Regions from separate parts of the Mus musculus genome. Here region 1 is linked to region 2. The links are chromatin loops, found by intact Hi-C in ENCODE. Cell type or tissue: heart. All regions are shown on one strand. Each heading gives the region's core, and the rest is flanking DNA. Links, peaks and the distances in the headings are about the cores only.

Region 1 (5,367 bases), core at 267-5,266, 260 kb before region 2:
GAGAAACTCACCCAAGAACTGCTCATAAGGTTCCTGCAGCAGCTTGCTTGCCTCCACAGCCTCACTGTAGGCTGGTTGGTGAGCCTGGCGGTTTTTTCAGGATTGAACTACAGCTGCCTGGTGTCTGCGTGCTGAAAGGACTGGACTGCAGCTGCTGGTTTGTGCCTGGTATCTGCCTGCCTAGAGGGCTGCTCTGCAGCTGCTGAGTTGTATTTGGTGTTTGTTATGGGACTGAACTGCTGTCCAAAAAGATCAAACTCGTTCCCAAAGAACCATTGCTGAACGGGTCCACCTCCTCCATATCCTAATACCTTTTCTCCTCCATACCTCTGCTGGGTGATGGGCTAGAAGAGAGAGGTGGAACCCTCATTAAAAGTGGGTTGCAAGCCGGGCGTGGTGGAGCACGCCTTTAATCCCAGCATGCGGGAGGCAGAGGCAGGCAGATTTCTGAGTTTGAGGCCAGCCTGGTCTACTGAGTGAGTTCCAGGACAGCCAGGGCTACACAGAGAAACCCTGTCTCAAAAAAAAAAAAAAAAAAAAAGTGGGTTGCAAAAAAGTGTATGGCTATAGGGTCACCCCTGAGTGAGAGTCCTGCTGTCACCCAGTTCTTCTCCCTGCTTCCCTCGAGTACATGGTCACTGACTGACACACACATCATAAAGCGCTTCACTTCACGTTGGGAGCACAGCTCCATGGCTGCATGCAAACTGCCATGCTGCAACAACTGTCCTCTCACAGGTCGCTGGGCTTCTTTAGTTGTGTTTGGTGTTGGCTTTTTTTAGACAGGGCCTCACTCCTGGCTGGCCTGGAACTTGCTATGTAGATCAAGTTGGCCTTGAACTTGCAGTGATCTACCTGCCTCTGCTTAGGGGGGGGGGGGGGCTTGAGTCACCACAGCTGGCTTGCGCTTTCACATATGTAGGGTGCGTGTAACAGATAGGTTTGCATTATTTCACAAAGAACAGGACTTTTGGTTTTCTCCCAAGCTCAAGTCAAATATCCTAATATATGCAAATGTGTTTCAGTGTAGGGGCAATGGGTCTGAATCCTGCTTGCTATGTCATACCAAGCAAGTTACTTAGCTGTCTTAGTCTAACCATCTCATTTGTCCAGGGGTGATAAGAAGCACGGGTGTCTCTGTATAGATCAAGTAAAACTGCATGAATTATATCTACTGAAGAGCCTGGTATAAAGTCAGCGCTCAATAAACACCCATAGTAATGCTATTCACAGTAAGCAAAAGAGTGTGAGACCCTTAGCCAGGGCCAGCTGGATTCTGCCCTCCTCTGATGTGTTAGGGGCTGGAGTGGATGGTTATGGAGGAGAAGGAAGGACAGACAGGGCCCTGTCTTCCTCCAGGAAGGCCTTACTCACTCATGGAAGCAAGCTGGCTGCAACTCTCCCACAAAGGGGTCTGCTCCTGTTCCTGAGCAACACGCAGGGTTGACTCGAAACAGACTCCCTTCCCAAGGGGTCCTTGGCCTAAGCCTCAAGGGGATGGAGGGTCCCTTGGGAGCTGTCAGTTTTCTGAGCTTTAGTGGCTTCTGGTGGAATGCAGTAGAGTCAGCAAGCCCTGGGGACTCATATGGCAGAGGATACGCCTGTGCTCTCTACCCAGAGGCTGCTTAACGTAGCTCTACCTAGAACAATCCTCTACTGTCCTGGGGTGACCCAGGGCCCTGAGTCATTCATCTTTGCCCTCTGCCTAGCCCCTGGTGACAGCATCACCTGTGTGAACGCAGTGATTTTTAATGATATTCTTTTTCTCATTTCCTTCGGTGTAGGGAGGTAGAGGAGGAAATGAGGCAGGAGAGGTGGGAGACACTGGTCAGGGAGGACCAGGGTCTACAGGCAGGGGCAGGGAAATAACCTGAGCCGCCATCTTATCTGGACAACCCCCCTCAAGGAGCCTTTCCTCTCTCAATGGGGAACAACGTTGGCATTCGAGGATGTGGACCCCTTTATCAGAAACCCCACTGCAGGGGTCTCCTCCGGTCTTCCATTCCCGGAAACGTGTTCTCCAGATTTACGCCCAGCCCCAAGGCGGACCGAATGTCTTGGAAAAGATCTGATGACAGGGAAGCTCTATAGAGTTGCTCCGGGAGCCGCGCAAAGGCGGAGGCTGAGTGATATCCTGCAGGGACAGTCGTTGTCTAGTGCCTCAGGACCCTGATAGCTTCTTCCAGGTCTCCATTCCCCGGATTCCAGGGGCATGACTCCGCCCTTCTCTATCACCTGGCCTCTCCCTCCCAAATCAGCCAGGACTCTTCCTCTTAGCCAGCCCCTCCCTTCCCCTGGCCTTCCTCTCCCCCACCCCCAGCTCCCCCACGCCTCTTTCCTCCTGCCCCGCCCCTCTTCTTCTCGCCCCCACCGCTTCCCAGCAAGCAAGCTTCCTCTTCTCCCCCACCCCGCCCTTCACCTTCACCCCCTTTCCCATCCCCATTTTTCATCCTCCTCCCACCCCCACCCCCGCCACCTCGCCCCTCCTCTCGGGCGTGGCCCCCTAGCAGGAGAAAACAGCCTGCCTGCGTCCTGCTCGCGGGCGCCCTCGTGTGGCCTTGGGCCCCGAGGCGGCTGCTGCTCTGGCTAGGCTTTGGCGGGGGAGGGAGTTAGTTGGCTTCCTTGCTCCAGCAGGCTTCCTTCCCCCTGCCGGGTTGGGGCCCGCCAGCCGGTGAGAGGCCTAGAAAGCACTCCGAGGCCCGCCAGCACTCCGCTTTCTGGATATTTATTGCCTCCGTGGGTCGCACGTACGCAGTTGGGACTAGAAGAAGTTGAGCACCCGGCGGAGCGACTGCACGCGTGCGCTGTGGGCCCCCCAGTCGGAGAAGCAGCGGTAGTCTCCTCTCTCCAACACGTACATGCGGCCGCGGTAGTTTGGCTCCTCATAGAGGACCCACCTGAAGGGCAGAGGAAGGGCGAGTCACCCGGAGGGAACCACACGAGGACGCTTCCCCGGCCCCGGCCCCGCCCCCGCCCCTCGGTCCTAGCTCCTCACTACCTTGATTGACGATATCTGATTCGGGCTTGGTGCTGGGGTTCGACAAGATGGGGACTGCCCAGTAATTGACCATCCCATGACAAAAGCGAGAGCGACTGGGGATGCACTATGCCCAGTCACCCACCAAAGGGCCATTTTTGCACAGAGTACCCAGCTCTTGACAGGACGCCTGACACAAACTGGGGACCGTTCCCACTGTGTATCCACTCAGCCAACAGCCGTGGCGGTGCCTGTGCTCTAGTACAAGTGGGCTGTGCTGCCTGCGTTGTACAGAGGATCTGGAGCTGGCAGGACAGGAGGTCTGACAAGAGCGCCCTTGTGTTGGGGGATTTGGGGGGAAGGTGTGTACCAGGCCCCTGTCCTTTACAACCCAGTGGACCAGGGAATCAGGAAGATTAACTGGGAAGATCGGATGGGTGGTCTCTTCCTGGGAACAGGCATAAGGAAAAGGTTCTTAATAAGTATAGAGGTGTAAATGTGGGACCCAGGGAGAGTCGTCGTGTGGACGCTCTCACTTGGGGCTCAGGTTTGGAGGCTGGCCTAAGGGAGCTAGGAAGTCGGGGAGGAGGAGCCGCCAGGCCTGCCTGCACCAGAGGGCTGTCTCTGTCTTTACCTCGGGCTCTCCCCTCCCCCTCTTTCACTAGAGTAGAAAACAGCTTTTCTCTGGGGCAGGACTCCCTCGGGCGTGCTCGGGTGCTCACGGCCTCTTGAGGAGATGGCTGAGATCCAGGTTGTAGTATTACTCTGACCTCTCTTCTCGGGGAACCTCCCTCCCGCGATGTGCCTAGGCAGTTCCTACTCAGTCCCAAACTTCTCAAATTCCCTCCCAGGGAGTGTCCTTGCCTTTCTGCTTGCAGACAGCTCAGCCGAGAGAGAGGGGGAGGGGGAGGGGGAGAGGGAGAAACTAAAGGTCACATAGCTCACTTCCTTTTCCTTAGCCCTTAGCTCTTCCACTCCAAGTCATCGTAGGCCCCTCCCTTCATCATCTTGACCCCTCAACTGGTAAATGGTACAATCTGACAGTAGGGTCAGGGATTGGAAACTAAGGGGTGTGTGTGTGGGGGGGTGTCATGCTAGGGACGAGCAGATCACTTCCTTACAACCACAGCCTTCCACCACATAGCTAGAGTCTCCAAGAGAGTGAGCCAGTCTCTATTCTGTACTGCCCTGAGCCATCTTGGAGCTCTTGTGGACATTCTGAAAGGAAAAGGGACCTGGCTGGTGTGACAGCTAATCCTGCGCATCCTTGCTCACCTAGCTGCAACTCTTAGAGGAAAGCAACAGAGAAGGGGTCTCTGGGGAGGCGGCTCAGCAGATAAGAGCACTGGCTGCTTGTCCAGAGCCAGGTTTGCTTCTCAGCACCCACACTGCAGCTCTCAACTGTCTGTAACTCCAGGTCCAGGAAATTTAATGCCTGCTTCTGACCCCACCGGGCATGCATGTGATGCACAGACATGCATGCAAGTAAGACAAATGTATGGAAATAAAAATCATTTTTAAAATTTAGAGGGGGGGGCGCTCAGTCTGTTGGAGTGTTGGGGGATGTCCCTGCTTTTCCTGACATGCCTCCTAGGACACAGGTATGAGGGACCGTTCACTCCTGAGCTGACATGGAACCCACAAGGAACAACACTCTTGGCACAGGGAGGTGGTTGAGGAGCCCTGCTTTACTGCTGGCCGGATCCCAGAAAGGGCACCAGGGACCCAGGGCATCACCGTTTTCGAAGCTACTTCTGCACAAGACTTATATCACATAAGAGTTAAGGTTATCAAAGATAAGAACACTCTGGATCCATCATCTTGGCCTCAACCTCCTGGCCACTGAGACTGGCTCCTCCCTGGAAAGTGGAGATTATATTCTCTTCCATCCAGTGTCCACTCCTGCCTTCCCTCCCTCAGGCTCCCAGGGTTGCTAGGAGGATTCTGTCTTGGGTCTCCTGACATCTCCCATACAAAAGTATGCCTCTGATCTCATGAGACACAACTTAGCCTGGGAATTTCTCAAGGCAAATTGTTTTGGACTCCTACCCCTGGACTCTCGGGTATCATCTGCTTGGGGGAGGGGGTCAGGTAAGATGGTAGCTAGGGCTCTGCTTTGAGCACATTTTGTCTCCCTTCATCCTTTCCTTGACCCCCTCCCCGAAGGGTTTGATCCTGAACCTCAGAAATTCCATGGGAGCTGATTCCCCACACCAACCCTGTGCAGGGAAGCTGGGATCCTGTGGGGCTCTTCTGCTGGGGGCGGGGGGAGGTTGAAGGGTACCCAGCTCTAGGGTAGAAGGGGCTCCCCTAGGCTGCAGTCCCAGCAGGGCTTCTGCTGTGGAAAGAAAGGCTCTGGAGTTGACTGCAGTCAGTTTGTGCTTCTATAA
Region 2 (5,367 bases), core at 222-5,221:
AAGCTAACAGCAAAAATGCACCATCAGAGACCCACAGTGATGACCCAGGTACACACCAAACACATGCTATGGAAGGAAGCATGCCAGGGCTCCTGTCAGGGAAAGGTGTACAAGTGTCCATTACCAATGTGCTGCTGCTACTGGACTGTAGGGCGAGGCTCCTGTCTCTCAAGTGTCAGGAGGAACCCAATGGATCTGTCACCAAGGCCCAGTGACATGGCCCCACAGCCACTTAATGTCCTCTATACTATGTGTGTTCTCTCACCTACTCCTTGCTCTTCCATTTCCCAGGGGTCACGGATCCTGCTGAGAGATGCCCCGCCTTCTCGGTGGGGCTGGTGGGGCTGTAGCGGTCAGGCCTTGGGAAATGTCCGGCTTGGGTACAGTTCCTATGGCTGCCATTCCTTTTGAGCAGCCATTGTTCAGGTTCCATCCTCCACTGGGCACCTTTGGCTGGTCTACATTGTCTTCCTTCCTTCCTTCCTTCCTTCCTTCCTTCCTTCCTTCCTTCTTCCCTTCCTTCCTCTCTCTCTCTCTCTCTCTCTCTCTCTCTCTCTTTCTTTCTTTCTTTCTTTCTTTCTTAACTCTCCCACGCAGGGAGGTAGGCAGGGCTTTGTTTCTAATCTCTAGGACTCTCAGGCTCCCGTGGTTCCATCTCCACTCTTTACCCTCACAGCCACAGAACCACGTGACTGTAACCATCTAAGTCTGGACTAAGCCCATCTGTTTTCAGCGCACACAAGTTCCACTTCCCTGCAGGACCCTGAGAGGCAGGGGATGAGAGAGGTGTCTTCAGGAGAAGGTGCTGGAGCTGGTGCAGAGCTGTGAGTCTAGACCCTGGGGCTAGAGGAGCGAACTTACTCCAGTTTATAAAGCCTTAGCCCGTTGGTTCCTGCTCTGTGGCCCTTTGGTCCACATAGGCTGCCCCACTGCCCCGAGTTTGTTCTGCAGGGCAAGCCGGGGCAGGGCCCCCTCAGTCCCGGGAAAGCCCTTGGCGTGTAAATTGTAGACTTGCAGACTCCAAACTGAAGCCTTGAAAACTGGGGTGTACTCCTCCCCTGCACTGCACGAAACCTTCAGCGTTTTATGGGAAAACAGACTTTTATTTGAAAAATAAACTCCCAGTTGCTGGGCTATAAAAGAAGGGCTGTCTGGGTTCCAATGCCGCAGTGGTGTGAAAGGGGCTGAAGTCTTAAGTTAAATAAACTTCTCTGCAAGCTCATTTGAATTTCAAAGGCTGTGAAGGCACACACTCTGATAAAGAGCCACACTCAGAGCAAGCGGGTGGGGGTGGGGGGGATGTCCAGTCCCTCTACTTAGTCTTCCTGGAAGATCTGGAGCACTGTAACCACACACAGCAATGACATTCCTTTGGTGGTCTGTACATCTGACTTCGGTCAAGACTGAGCAAGGAAAGATACTTCTCCATCTCTGGCCAGAGTGCATCTTGCCAGTCCCACTCTCCACACCCTAGCCAGACTCAACTGGCAGGCCTTTCAAACTCATCTCTACGTCTCTGACCATCTGGGGTTGTATTTTCCAGACTGCAATCACTCTCTCCACCCAGATCATAAAAATCAGCGGTCTTATCTGATAAAGCATGCTAAAATCAGAGACAACGAAGAGATTCCAGAGGAAATCCCGTGTCATGAGAAGGGGGTTCTATGCTGGATGACAACATCGTGTGTGTGTGTGTGTGTGTGTGTGTGTGTGTGTGTGTGTTCACAAGGCAGAGGGGGGCAGGGGCAGGGATGGGGAAGGGAATGTGTGTACAGGGGTGTAACTGTGGTATCTGGAGGCCATCATCTCAGCCGTCCTTCAGGCTCCATCCACCTTGCTTTTTGAGACAGTCTCTCACTAAATTAGTTGAGGTTGGCTGGCCAGCAAGTCCTAGAGGTCCTCTGGTCTCCTCCCAGCCTCCTCTCCTCCCAGGCTGCTACCACACTCACCTAGATTTTTTTTACCTTGGTTCTGGGACTTGAACTCAGACTCCCAGCACACAGAACTGAATCACCCCCCAAGCTCTCCAATGTATCTCTTACTGCAAACAGCAGTTAAGAATTCAAACGAGCAGCAGGGAAGCCGCTGGCTTCATTTGCATGACTTGTTCGCAGGTTTTCAAGTATCCCACAGATGCAAATAGCCCAGGGGCCAGGGTGTGTTCTCCATCTTTTGATTTCCACCTGTCTTGCTGAGGGCTGTGTTAATCTGAGGGCTGGAACAGCCTTTGTGTAATCAGAAGAGGTGGAACCCAGGACAGAGATTTTTTTATTCCTTTTTTTTTTCCTAGTGGGACAAAGATAAGGCCCCAAAGCAGTTCCATCAGCAACGTCAGTGTGCTATTAAGACAAGATTCTGTGTATTGCTCAGTGGGGCTGGAGGAGCTGACCCAATGTTTCCATCTCAGGTCCCAGTGCCACTGCCACACCATGCATCATCAGCTGCTACTTGTTTTCATGCTAGCTGTAAAGTCTATCTTAGTCTAAACCTCAGTCAGGACGATTCTGATCTGCAGGAGAAGGGAAAGGAACAAGAGGAGCTGAGTTCTTGGTCTCAGCCCAACAGAGCGCAGAAGGCAACAGGCCTCCAGGTTACAGTGCCTTCCACTGTCAGCCCTGAGGCTAGAGCTCTGCTGTGGGTGGCCCTCCATGCACTAACTGGGACTGGCCGGATGGTGGCGGTAGAGTGGGTGAGACGGGAAGAGCTGAGAGAAGAGTCAAGCCCAGCGCGTGGTTTCCAAAGAGAGGAGCGAGAGAAGCCAGTCAGGAGGCAACAGACTGCAGAGGGATTTGTGGTAAGAGTTCAGCTCACACACAGGAGGACGGCTTAAGCCAAGCATAGTTAAGCAAGAGTTTCTAGAGGAAAACAAGCCTGAAGTGACGTCCCCAGGGAGGCTGGAGCCCATTGGCTTGATGTCAGGTCTGTTTCAGTGGCTCTCGGATGGCCCTCAGTCCCAGCTGTAGTCTGAGCAGCAGCCACACAAGCTTATGCAAAGGGCACACCCTTCCTCTGGCTTTCCCAACCATTCATTTAAAGAGCCCTGGGCTCCACCATTGAGGCCCCACCTTCCTGACCTCACCTGTAGCTAGCTGGCTAGCTCTTTTCCTCAGGACTGGAAAAAAATGCCCTGCATTCTCCTGCCTGGCACGCCATCTTTGGGCTGTCCAGCAGAGCCCTCTCTGACTCCTTCCCATCAGAGAGGCTGCCCCTGACTCCCCTACACCTAGCACCCCGTCACCCTTCTGATTTTCTTCCCAGCACTTGACACAGCATGGTGATGCCTTGGCCACGTATGTCCCGCTTGCCTCCAGGATGGCAGGGATCAGCTTGTTTGCTGTGGCCTGCCCAGTGCCAGAGGTGTGAACCTTCCTTTTGGCCTCCTGATTCTGCTAGGACGAGACACGTGCAGGGACGGTTCCTGCTTTTTTCTCACAGCAGCGCCTGCTCAAGGTTCAGCATGTGAGGCTATAGCACCCCCTAGTGGCCACAGTACCAAAAAGCCAGGAAAAATGTAAGCAACTGATGGGACAGGCCCAGGACAACGGGACCCCAGCTATGCTCTCTCATTTTACACACCCCCACACTGTGTGAGTGAAATTAGATGTAAGAAAAGATCCAGAAAACAAAGGTGGAAAGGAGGCCAGTAGTAAAGGCATCGCTCCTTGAATGTGGTGAAGACTTAGATGGTGCAGTGGCTGCCCCAAGTGGTTAAATGTAGCACAAGACATCTCAGCTCATCTCAGATGACAGGATGAACTTTTTAGGGCTAAGTAGACAACCAACTTGACGAAGTGCTTGCTGTGCATGCATGAGAACTCGAGCTTGATACCCACATGTAGGGTGCACTGCAATCTCAGAGCTCAGAGGGGGGAGATGGGGAACCCCTGGGACTCAATGGCCAACCAGAAACACCACGTGGGAGCTCCAGGCCAATGAAAAGAACCCATCTCAGAAGATGAGGTGGACAATAACTGAAGAATGATATCTAAAGTTTACCTCTGGCCTCCATATGTGTGTATACACACAGACACAGGCATGTACGCACACATGTACACATGCACACACATGTGTCACAGATACATACACGTCACAATAACACATCATACACAAGTCATTCTCACATACATGTACACACATAAGTCAAAGATACATACATGTCACATAAACATGTCACATACAAATCACTTTCACACTCAGATACACATGTAATACACTCAACACATACATCACACATGTCACATAGACACACATACATGCATATGCACACAGACATGTCACACATACACACACACACTCAAAGATGAACTTTTTAAGAGATAAACTAAGGTGGGAGGGGAGGCTCAGAGAACCCAGAAGTGTGTAAGAGGAGACTTGGGCCTAATGTCTTCCCCTCTACAAGTCTAGCTGATGAGTTTGCCTGGCTAGTCCCTTCACCAAAGGACTTTGCCCAGCCAGCTGATATACTTACCAAGGCCTCCTGATCTCTGCCTGGATACTTGTCTGGCTCCACCCAGTGTCTTGTGTGAGAGAGCAGAGCACGGCCTCCATATCAGTGACCATTTTCGCACTGCTGTGTTTCGTTTCTAATGAGGAAAGGACAGCTTGTGTTCCCATGCTCCTCTCTGCCCCTCTAACCCCGGCTTTGGAAGGTCATCATGTGGGAGAACAGTATACCTTGTCCACAGCTCACCTGGGGCAAGATAGGAGAATGCATGCTGACGCTGATGGTGTGTCTACAGAAACACATGGCTTCAATGCAGTAAGGACACTTTTTATAAAAGTACTGAAGTCAGCAGACAGACTGAATGAAGCCACTCAGAATCATTTTGCTTACTGTCTGCTCAGCTACTTTGTATGTCAGTCTTTGTCCCTTGTTCTGGAAACCATGTCCGTTCAGCGGATGCCCTCATAGGCTTTGTCGAGAAAGCATCTACTCCGCAAATATCCAGGAAACGTCTGACCTCACTGTGAAGCAGATTCTGGCCCATGAAAGATGGACTTGGTCAAGTCGGCTCTACCTCAGGCGAGATATGAGGAAGAGCACAGCTATCCATGGCTGTCAGGGTCTGTCACCACCTGTGCTAAGGGACATACTGTGCACATGATGGACTTCGGGTAACAAAGGGCCTAGGGTAGGAGGAAAGAAGGCAAGAAGAATGTCATCTGTAGCTGAGGGCAGCATGGCCCAGCTCAGTCAGGAAATGACTCTTGTGTTTCATGCAGTAAGAAAGCTTAGCAGCCTGATAGCAGTGATGTGTGTACCATGCTGCAGCACACACAGGCTGGGCACAGGGAAGGTATGTGTAGCCCTCTGGGGCCCTGTAAAAGAGACACCACCAAGGACATGGCGTTACTGAACTCAGGTCA

What was found. A loop is a pair of places that touch in the nucleus more often than their neighbours do. Peaks named below come from ENCODE experiments on the same cell type or tissue, not always from the same donor. Only the 100,000 strongest peaks of a DNase experiment are listed, where the experiment ranks them.
Region 1: it touches region 2 in a loop (4-fold over the local background); 1 of 42 quality-filtered maps calls a loop at or near these places.

The regions. Positions count from the first base shown.
Region 1 is chr5:24,748,293-24,753,659 of GRCm38, forward strand. It overlaps Crygn (crystallin, gamma N), which reads right to left. Exons shown (of 4, transcript NM_153076.3): 4 at 2,710-2,897. The coding sequence ends at 2,762. Among named protein-coding and RNA genes, the nearest start is that of Gm33591, 6.1 kb to the right of the region's middle. In heart, for the core only: a CTCF peak has its summit at 2,585 (motif pointing left); DNase peaks (open chromatin) are centred at 1,619, 2,569, 3,179 and 3,689; H3K4me3 peaks cover 3,025 bases; H3K27ac peaks cover 3,974 bases.
Region 2 is chr5:25,007,860-25,013,226 of GRCm38, forward strand. The region is part of intron 3 of Prkag2 (protein kinase, AMP-activated, gamma 2 non-catalytic subunit); the gene reads right to left. Among named protein-coding and RNA genes, the nearest start is that of 1500035N22Rik, 25 kb to the left of the region's middle. In heart, for the core only: CTCF peaks have their summits at 2,663 (motif pointing right), 3,481 (motif pointing left) and 3,682; DNase peaks (open chromatin) are centred at 2,822 and 3,362; H3K4me3 peaks cover 863 bases; H3K27ac peaks cover 1,929 bases.